3 separate regions of the Homo sapiens genome follow, and regions 1 and 2 are each linked to region 3. Evidence: chromatin loops called from intact Hi-C (ENCODE). Cell type or tissue: endothelial cell of umbilical vein. All regions are shown on one strand.

What was found. Peaks named below come from ENCODE experiments on the same cell type or tissue, not always from the same donor. Only the 100,000 strongest peaks of a DNase experiment are listed, where the experiment ranks them.
Region 1: a loop joins it to region 3, with 3 times the contacts of the local background. A loop is called at or near these places in 1 of 110 quality-filtered maps.
Region 2: it touches region 3 in a loop (7-fold over the local background); 1 of 110 quality-filtered maps calls a loop at or near these places.

What each region holds. Positions count from the first base shown.
Region 1 is chr12:85,835,453-85,837,952 of GRCh38, reverse strand. RASSF9 (Ras association domain family member 9) reads left to right here and starts at 1,544. Exons shown (of 2, transcript NM_005447.4): 1 at 1,544-1,798. The coding sequence starts at 1,752. In endothelial cell of umbilical vein, no CTCF peak of the experiment used is centred here; DNase peaks (open chromatin) are centred at 1,532, 1,872 and 2,382; H3K4me3 peaks cover 1,206 bases; H3K27ac peaks cover 978 bases.
Region 2 is chr12:85,820,892-85,823,391 of GRCh38, reverse strand. All of the region lies in intron 1 of RASSF9 (Ras association domain family member 9), which reads left to right. Among named protein-coding and RNA genes, the nearest start is that of RASSF9, 14 kb to the left of the region's middle. In endothelial cell of umbilical vein, no CTCF peak of the experiment used is centred here; DNase peaks (open chromatin) are centred at 1,461 and 1,961; H3K27ac peaks cover 1,495 bases.
Region 3 is chr12:85,625,364-85,627,863 of GRCh38, reverse strand. No RefSeq gene overlaps it. Among named protein-coding and RNA genes, the nearest start is that of RASSF9, 210 kb to the left of the region's middle. RefSeq lists an enhancer at 907-2,106. In endothelial cell of umbilical vein, no CTCF peak of the experiment used is centred here; DNase peaks (open chromatin) are centred at 43 and 1,213; H3K27ac peaks cover 2,314 bases.

The DNA.
Region 1 (2,500 bases), 210 kb before region 3:
GTCTTGATTTTCTCTGGAATCACTGACCATATCAAATTAAGATGGGTATGTATTTTTTAGTTATCCTAACTCCCAGGGATATAAAAAGGTAACTAAACTTTAACATTGGCTATTGTAATGTTTTTCACTTCATAATGATTTGGGTGCATATATGGATATAATATATGATTTATTATATAAAATTATAAAGAAAATATTATAAATAATGAAATAGTATAGGACACATGTGTATATGCACATACAGAAACATGAAATATAGATGAATAGAGAAAGATTATGATAATAAATAATGAAAAACATGATTTATCTGAGCACTGCATAAATCAGTGTGTATCAGAATCATGGAAGACCTTGAGATTATTTTTTTGTTTGGTGTTGTTGGGGGTAGGGGATAAACTCCCAAAGTAAGTAGGAGCGATTCATATTCTTTGCCAAGGCTCAGAAAGAACTCACAAGTTTGTTGGCTTTCCTTTCCCTCCCTCCCTCATCGTCTGCCTGGGAAGCCCATGATTAGAAGCCTGGCGGGGTGGAGGGTGGTGGGGTGGTTTTAGGAGGGGCAAAATCCCAGTAAAACACGTCCATGAGAAAGCTCTCCTGGCCCTTGCCCCTAAATAGTGCTTTCCCATGAGTGCCAGGTACCTGGTGGGAGCTGCGCTGGGCCTCCCACAGGCACCCGAACTCTCCCATCTCCATTCCTCTGCCCTGCTTCTGGATTCGAGCTCTCCTGGGACCAGATGAAGCCCTCCCTCCCTTAGACTTCCACTTCACATTTCGAGCTCCAGCAGATCCCCTCGGTGTGTCTTCTTTACTCCTTGAGGGGCAGGAGCAGTTTGCTTTTCCTCTGAAATTCCCAGGGCTCTAAAGGCCCAGTGAATGTCAAAGATGGGGTAGGGGTCAACATAAACGCCTTGGGAGTCAAACACTAAACTCCAGCTGGTTCCTAGACCAAACTGTGATGCATCAGCCCTGGAGCCCTGTGGTCCTTCAGGTCCTTCGACTTTTGCAAGATGAACTTGAGAGTGTGGAGCAGGGGCCTGGAAGAAACTCTTAAGACCGTGAACTCAGGGACTTAACAATTCTAAGTGGTCTGTGAGTCCACCTTGATCCGGTTTCCAGCTTCCCTCTCCCTAATATATTTTAAAGTCCTGACACCCTGGCAGGGGATCTGGGGTCGAATGAGTTGGCAAAGAGAGTTCTCAGCAATCCCTCATGCTTGCCATGATCAGATGACTTTTCACAGACTGGAGCTGACCAGGAGTTGGGGGATATTTACTTTTAATCCTTTTATGTGTGTTCAGTACACCTTGTGTGGTTGGGTGTGGAAAGCGGGGGAGGGGGGATTTCCAGATCGAGTGAAACTCCCGTTCCATTGGTATTACCATGCTTGTGGGGTTGGCAGTTCTTTAAGTCTGCAAATAACTACAGAACACAATAGAGTCCTCCTCCCTTCCTCTCTCTCTCTTTCTTTTTTTTTTTTCTTTTCCTGCTTCCAAACGCCTTCTTCGAGGCTGAAGCTGGGCAGGTCTCCAGAGGTGCAGCAGCCACAACAATCCCGCAGTTCAAAGTTAAGCAGCAGTTGCACAACTTCCAGCAACTTTCTCAGCCGGCTACTAATGAGCTGAAAGCCAGGAACATCCGAGGAGAAGAGAAAGCTTCCAGCCCTCCTCCCTTCACCCTGGAAATCCAGACACCCCCACCCCCACCCTCAGATCACTTTAAGATAATTTCTTTATTCGTTTGCCCGACAGACCATGGCTCCCTTTGGAAGAAACTTGCTAAAGACTCGGCATAAAAACAGGTAAAGTCAAGCGTGTGAGTAAGTGTGTGTGTGTCTCTGTGTGTGTGTGTGTCTTGTGTGTGTACTCTGGACCCTACCTGTGAAAGTATGTGTTTTGTGGTTGTTAGATTCTGATAAAAAAAGGCTTCGTGGGGACACAGTCCTAGCCTAAGGAGTTAGGCTAGTATGAATACCTAGATAGTAAGGATATTCTCCCAGTATTGATGATGGGAGTGACCAGCTCAAGGATCGCAGAGAATAAAGAGTGATTATATTTGACTCCTTTCTCCCCTTTTGACCAGTCCTGTTTCCACAACTAGCAACATAAACAGTTTCTTTTTTTGTTGCCCTGGGCATTTGAGGGTAGTACAATAAAAAGTGTCATTTTGTTTCAACAGAACTTTAGAATATTGTAGAAATAATTAAAACTTTGATAAAGATGTAACTAGTATTTATAGCCACTAAGTAGGATGAAAAATAAAACTGCTGATACAATTCAGAAACAATGCTTTGGCTCCCCTGAGAGTGAGGCATTCCTGAAACCTGGAATGTTCCCAAAGTGGAAACACTCTGGAGAGAAACTTTGTTTGAATTGATTCTTTAAAAAATCTTTGAGAATTTTAGGTAGTTTTAAGCACTAAAGAAGGATTCAAGCAGCTATCCTCTCTAATCCTTATTATTACTGTTTTACTTTGATTTGATTTGATATTTCAAGCTTGAAAT
Region 2 (2,500 bases), 200 kb before region 3:
CAGTCAAGGAGAGGAAAGCTGCAAGAATGGGAGGAGGAGGTCACAATGCATTATGTTACAAAGAGGATATGTCAGATCAGTTCTGCAAGTGGCTATTGGGTGTGGCAGTTAAGAGATTTCTGATAACCCTAAGAAGAAAAGTGGCTACTGAGGATGAGTGGAGGCAGTAGACATTTTTTTTTTTTTTTTTTTGAGACGGAGTTTTGCTCTGTCGCCCAGGCTGGAGTGCAGTGGTGTGATCTCAGCTCACTGCAAGCTCCGCCTCCCAGGTTCACCCCATTCTCCTGCCTCAGCCTCCCGAGTAGCTGGGACTACAGGCGCCCAATAACAAGACCGGCTAAATTTTTGTATTTTTAGTGGAGACGGGGTTTCACCGTGTTAGCCAGGATGGTCTCGATCTCCTGACCTCGTGATCCGCCCGCCTCGGGCTCGCAAAGTGCTGGGATTACAGGCGTGAGCCACCGTGCCTGGCCGGCAGTAGACATTTTGTGGTGGGCTGAGGAGTTTCTGGAAAGTGATGTACTAGAGAGAATAACGATGGATTGCTATTTGGTGTGTGAAGGAAAGATAGTGGAGGGGAATATGTGGTCAAGCGAAGGTTCTTTTAATGTGACAAGATAGTAGAAAGAACCAGAGAAAAAGGCAGAAGATAAAAAGAGTTTACGAAGGGGTGAATTATAAAGCAAAGTCCTAGAAGAGGTGGCGACAGTAAAATTCAAAGCATATTAAAGAGTTTAAAACCTAGGGAAGAAAAATAAAGGCACAATACTTTTGATATAGATGATTAGTATTTTTCTCTTATCAATAATGTTCCCAAGAATAATATCTCTCCTTTTCCTTAACAAAATAGAGTGGCAGGCCCTGATATACTCTCGTTTCTACAAGTTAATAATTTTCTTTTTCTCTTCAAGAAATTTATTTGTGATTAATGTAAATAGTTGATTATTCAGATGAAGCTTCCAACTGGAAGTTATTTTATTGCAGTTCATTACAGGGTATATTCAGAAAATGGAAGTCAGGGATAACGGGGCTCACCTCATGTTTTCAGCTATCCAACTGGATAACTGAAATTCCTGCATATGACTTATGTCCTTCAAGTTTACCAGCTTATCTCGGAATACATTTAGAGGGGAAGAGCAGGTGGTTGCAGGTAAATATAAGCTCAAAATCATTATCATTAGGAAATATCTTCCACTAAGAAGGCAAAGCCAATGTGGATTCGGCTGTCAAAAGAAAATCTCTTACTAATAGCTGAAATAACGATAGTTATCAGTAAACTAAACATTAAGGCTAGGTGACTTTCCTTTTAATAAGCACTTTTTTTTTGTTGCGAAATATTTCTTTACAAAATACCAATCAGTAAGGGCACTTTAGCAACCTCCCAGGTGCAGGTACACCCGAATTTCCAACAAGATTAGATATTTTCTCACCATTTCATCTGGTAAATAACACATGTTAAATATTTACATTTGGACTATAATCAATTTCCGGAATCTGAACTATGAGCTTAGTTTACTTAACCCCAAGTAGTTTCCAATACACATTCTTTACACATTCTCTTCCCTTTACCCTGTTCATGGGAATTATGTTCTATAGCTACCCGGCCACTATGGAATGTCTAGGGTTTTTCTTATCCCGCATGACTGGTTTATAATATTACTTCTTCGAAAATTAAAGTAGCATTAGTAGAGCACAGAACTAATAAATACAAATAAACACACACACACACACTCGTATATACACAAACATATATATCAAATTTTAATTTTCAAGATAATTTTTTCTTTTGTTTTTATTAAGTGATGACTGTCCTAGGTTTTCATAGAGTCATTAATTTTCTGAAAGACTCCAATTTTCAAACTATTTTTAAAAAATGTTAATGGTTTGTGTTTGGAGGAAACTATTTTCATAGCACTATATTTCATGCTTTATCTATCAAAACAGTGATTCAAATTTCCTTAGCAACCTAAGAAAAGAGCTGTATTATTTATGAGTTCTGTGTTTATCTCTCCCTAAGATTGCAGCTCTATGATCCAAAAACTAATGTTACTTCAGAAGACATTTGCCACATACTGTGTAAAATTAATCAGTTAGTTTTGGGCCAGAGCTTCCTATTTCATGTGTGGCATATTTGCTTTACCTAAAATGCCTTCATTTTTTCTGAGGTGATTATTTTTTAAGTGTAGAAAATAGCCAAACAAACTTAGAATTTATTGGTCAATGTAGCTTTTTTTTTCTTTTATTTTTTATTTATTTATTTGTTTTTTGTTGCCAGGCTGGAGTGCAGTGGCGCCATCTTGGCTCACTGCAACGTCTACCTCCCGGGTTCAAGCAATTGTCCTGTCTCAGCCTCCCAAGTAGCTGGGACTATAGGCCCGTGCCACTACGCCTGACTAATTTTTGTATTTTTAGTAGAGACAGGGTTTCACCATGTTGGCCAGGATGGTCTGGATCTCTTGACCTCGTGATCTGCCCACCTCAGCCTCCCAAAGTGCTGGGA
Region 3 (2,500 bases):
ATGTGAAATATGAGAAAATGAGTGGGGTTGTGGATGATGTTAAGGTTTTGGCCCAGAACAACTATGTAAATTGATACTGTTACTACCAATTGAGATGTGGAGAGCTGTGCATGTAGCAAGTCTCAGAAGGAGGTGAATCAAGAGCATAAATTAGTTCAAAATAGATACGATCAAACATAAGCCCCTTTAGGCAAGTAAAATGATTCATAGATTTGAAACCGTAGAATGAATGTGAATAAGAGCTAACAGACTTTGTTCTAGTGGAATTGAAAATTAGTGGTGTTCTTCTTTGTTACCACAAAATAGTAATTTCATATATTATGTTAATTTACATAAATTATGATATTTGACAATCTCTACGTATTTTACTAAACAATTTCACACATGCAGTTAAGAAGTTATCCTTTTTATTGTATAAAATTCTGAGGAAAAACATTCCTCAAGAATTGACAAATAATTTTGTGCTGTTGGAAGATTCATTGTGCCTAACATTTATGCTCTTTCCAACTTCTGTTGGCTTACTAGATTTGTGTGGGCTATGAATCCTCCCCACTGGATAATAAAATGTAATTTATTTTTATTTTTATTGAGTAGAATTTATTATTTTATTCACCCAAATTGGAATTAAACTGACATTTACATGCCAATATAAAATGACTTGTGTAGGCCAGGTGTGATGGCTCACATCTGTAATCCCAGCACTTTGTGAGGCCAAGGTGGGAGGATTGCTTCAGCCCAGGATTTCAAGACCAGGCCTAGCATTATAGCAAAACTCTATCTCTACCAAAAAAAAAAATAAATAAATAAAAATTAGCCAGGCATGGTATCATGTGCCTGTAGTCCCAGCTACTCAGAAGACTGAGGTGGGAGGATTGCTTGAGCCTGGGAGGTCGAGGCTGCAGTAAGCCAAGTTCACACCATTGCCCCTCAGCCTGGGAAACAGAGTGAGACACTGTCTCAAAAAAACAAATAAATGAATAACTTGTGCAAACCAATTTCATACCTAGTATAAAGAATCTTCTTAAACTACTAAAGGGATCAAATGTTTCCCACAGACACTGCAGTACACAACTATATACAGGTGAAAAACTGTATCTCATTTTAAGCATGGCAAGGATACAAAAATAAACACCCCATGATTCCAACCCCCAACAATTAACAGTAGAGGAGATTAGGCAGTCTAGAGGAAACCCAAGGAAGACTGTACTAAGAGCTTAATTGGAAAAATAACTTTTCTTGGGGGTGAGAGGAAGTGACTAATTCTGACAAAGTGATTGCAACAGCAGAGGGTAGCCCAGATAAGGTTGGGATTAGTCATGATAATAACTTCACTTTATTAAAATTATATTTAGGATTAAATTTCTTCTAGGCATTCATTCTTGTTTGACTTTCTATATTACTTATAGAACCAATTTATTGAACTAGTTAGACTAGGTTAGGTACAGGCAGAATGCAGCTGTATTTTTTTTCACCTCTACTTTTTGAATTTTATCTGAAGATGTTTTTTCTTTTTCCTAATGAAGTTGGATAGATTCCACAGCTTTTAGAAAATTTTCAAATAGCAAAAAAACCAGGTCATTCTCTATAAAAATACACACCATTATCTAATGGAAAACTTCTCTCCTACTTCAGTTTACATCTGTCACATGCTATACTGGGGGAGAAAATGCAGGGTTGACAATATTTTTTCACTTGATATGCTTTTTATCTAATTCTCTGGCAGTTCTTACCTCATATTTTGCTCTGTATTTACATTTCTTACCTCATATTTCTGATCTCTGCAGTGTCAAGTACAGGAGAGCAGAGAAGTGGTACAGGGGCAAAAAGGCCAGATGTGACGGGTTCAGTTGTAACTTAGTATCAGGCCTTCATGTTGGATGCCGGTTTTTTTTCTTCCAGCATGCTTTGTGGTTTAATTGGTAAAAGGCAATGTTTATTATGGAGATGAAGCTTATATGAAGGGCTCGGAAGAGCTGGTAGAGTCAATTCCCAACGCTGTATTCAGTGGCTTTATCACGGTAGCTTGAAACCATACGTTGGAAATACTTATATCATGGAAATTAGAAAATGATACAAATTAGGGCTTTAAATATTTTTTGGAGGAATGGGTTAGATATCAATGTCTAATCACATTTTCTTGGGCATTTCTTATAGGAATAAGGATAAGTTATAGGTTAATGCTGAAGGGGCAGTTTTTTAACTACTCCATTATAAGTGTTTTTCACATTGTTTAGATCAATGCTGTCCAACAGAACTTTCTACAATGAAGGAAATATTCTATATTACACTGTTCAATATGAGAAACATTAGTCAAACATGACTATTGTGCACTTCAGATGTGACTAGTACAATTGGAGGACTTAATTTTTAATTTTACTTCATTTTAATGCTTTTACATTTGAACTTAAATGGATGCGTGTGACCAGTGACTACAGTATTACACGGTGCAGGTCTAGAGGACCTCTAAGTCTTCTTTAGGTGGCCTCTCAACCTTCTTTAT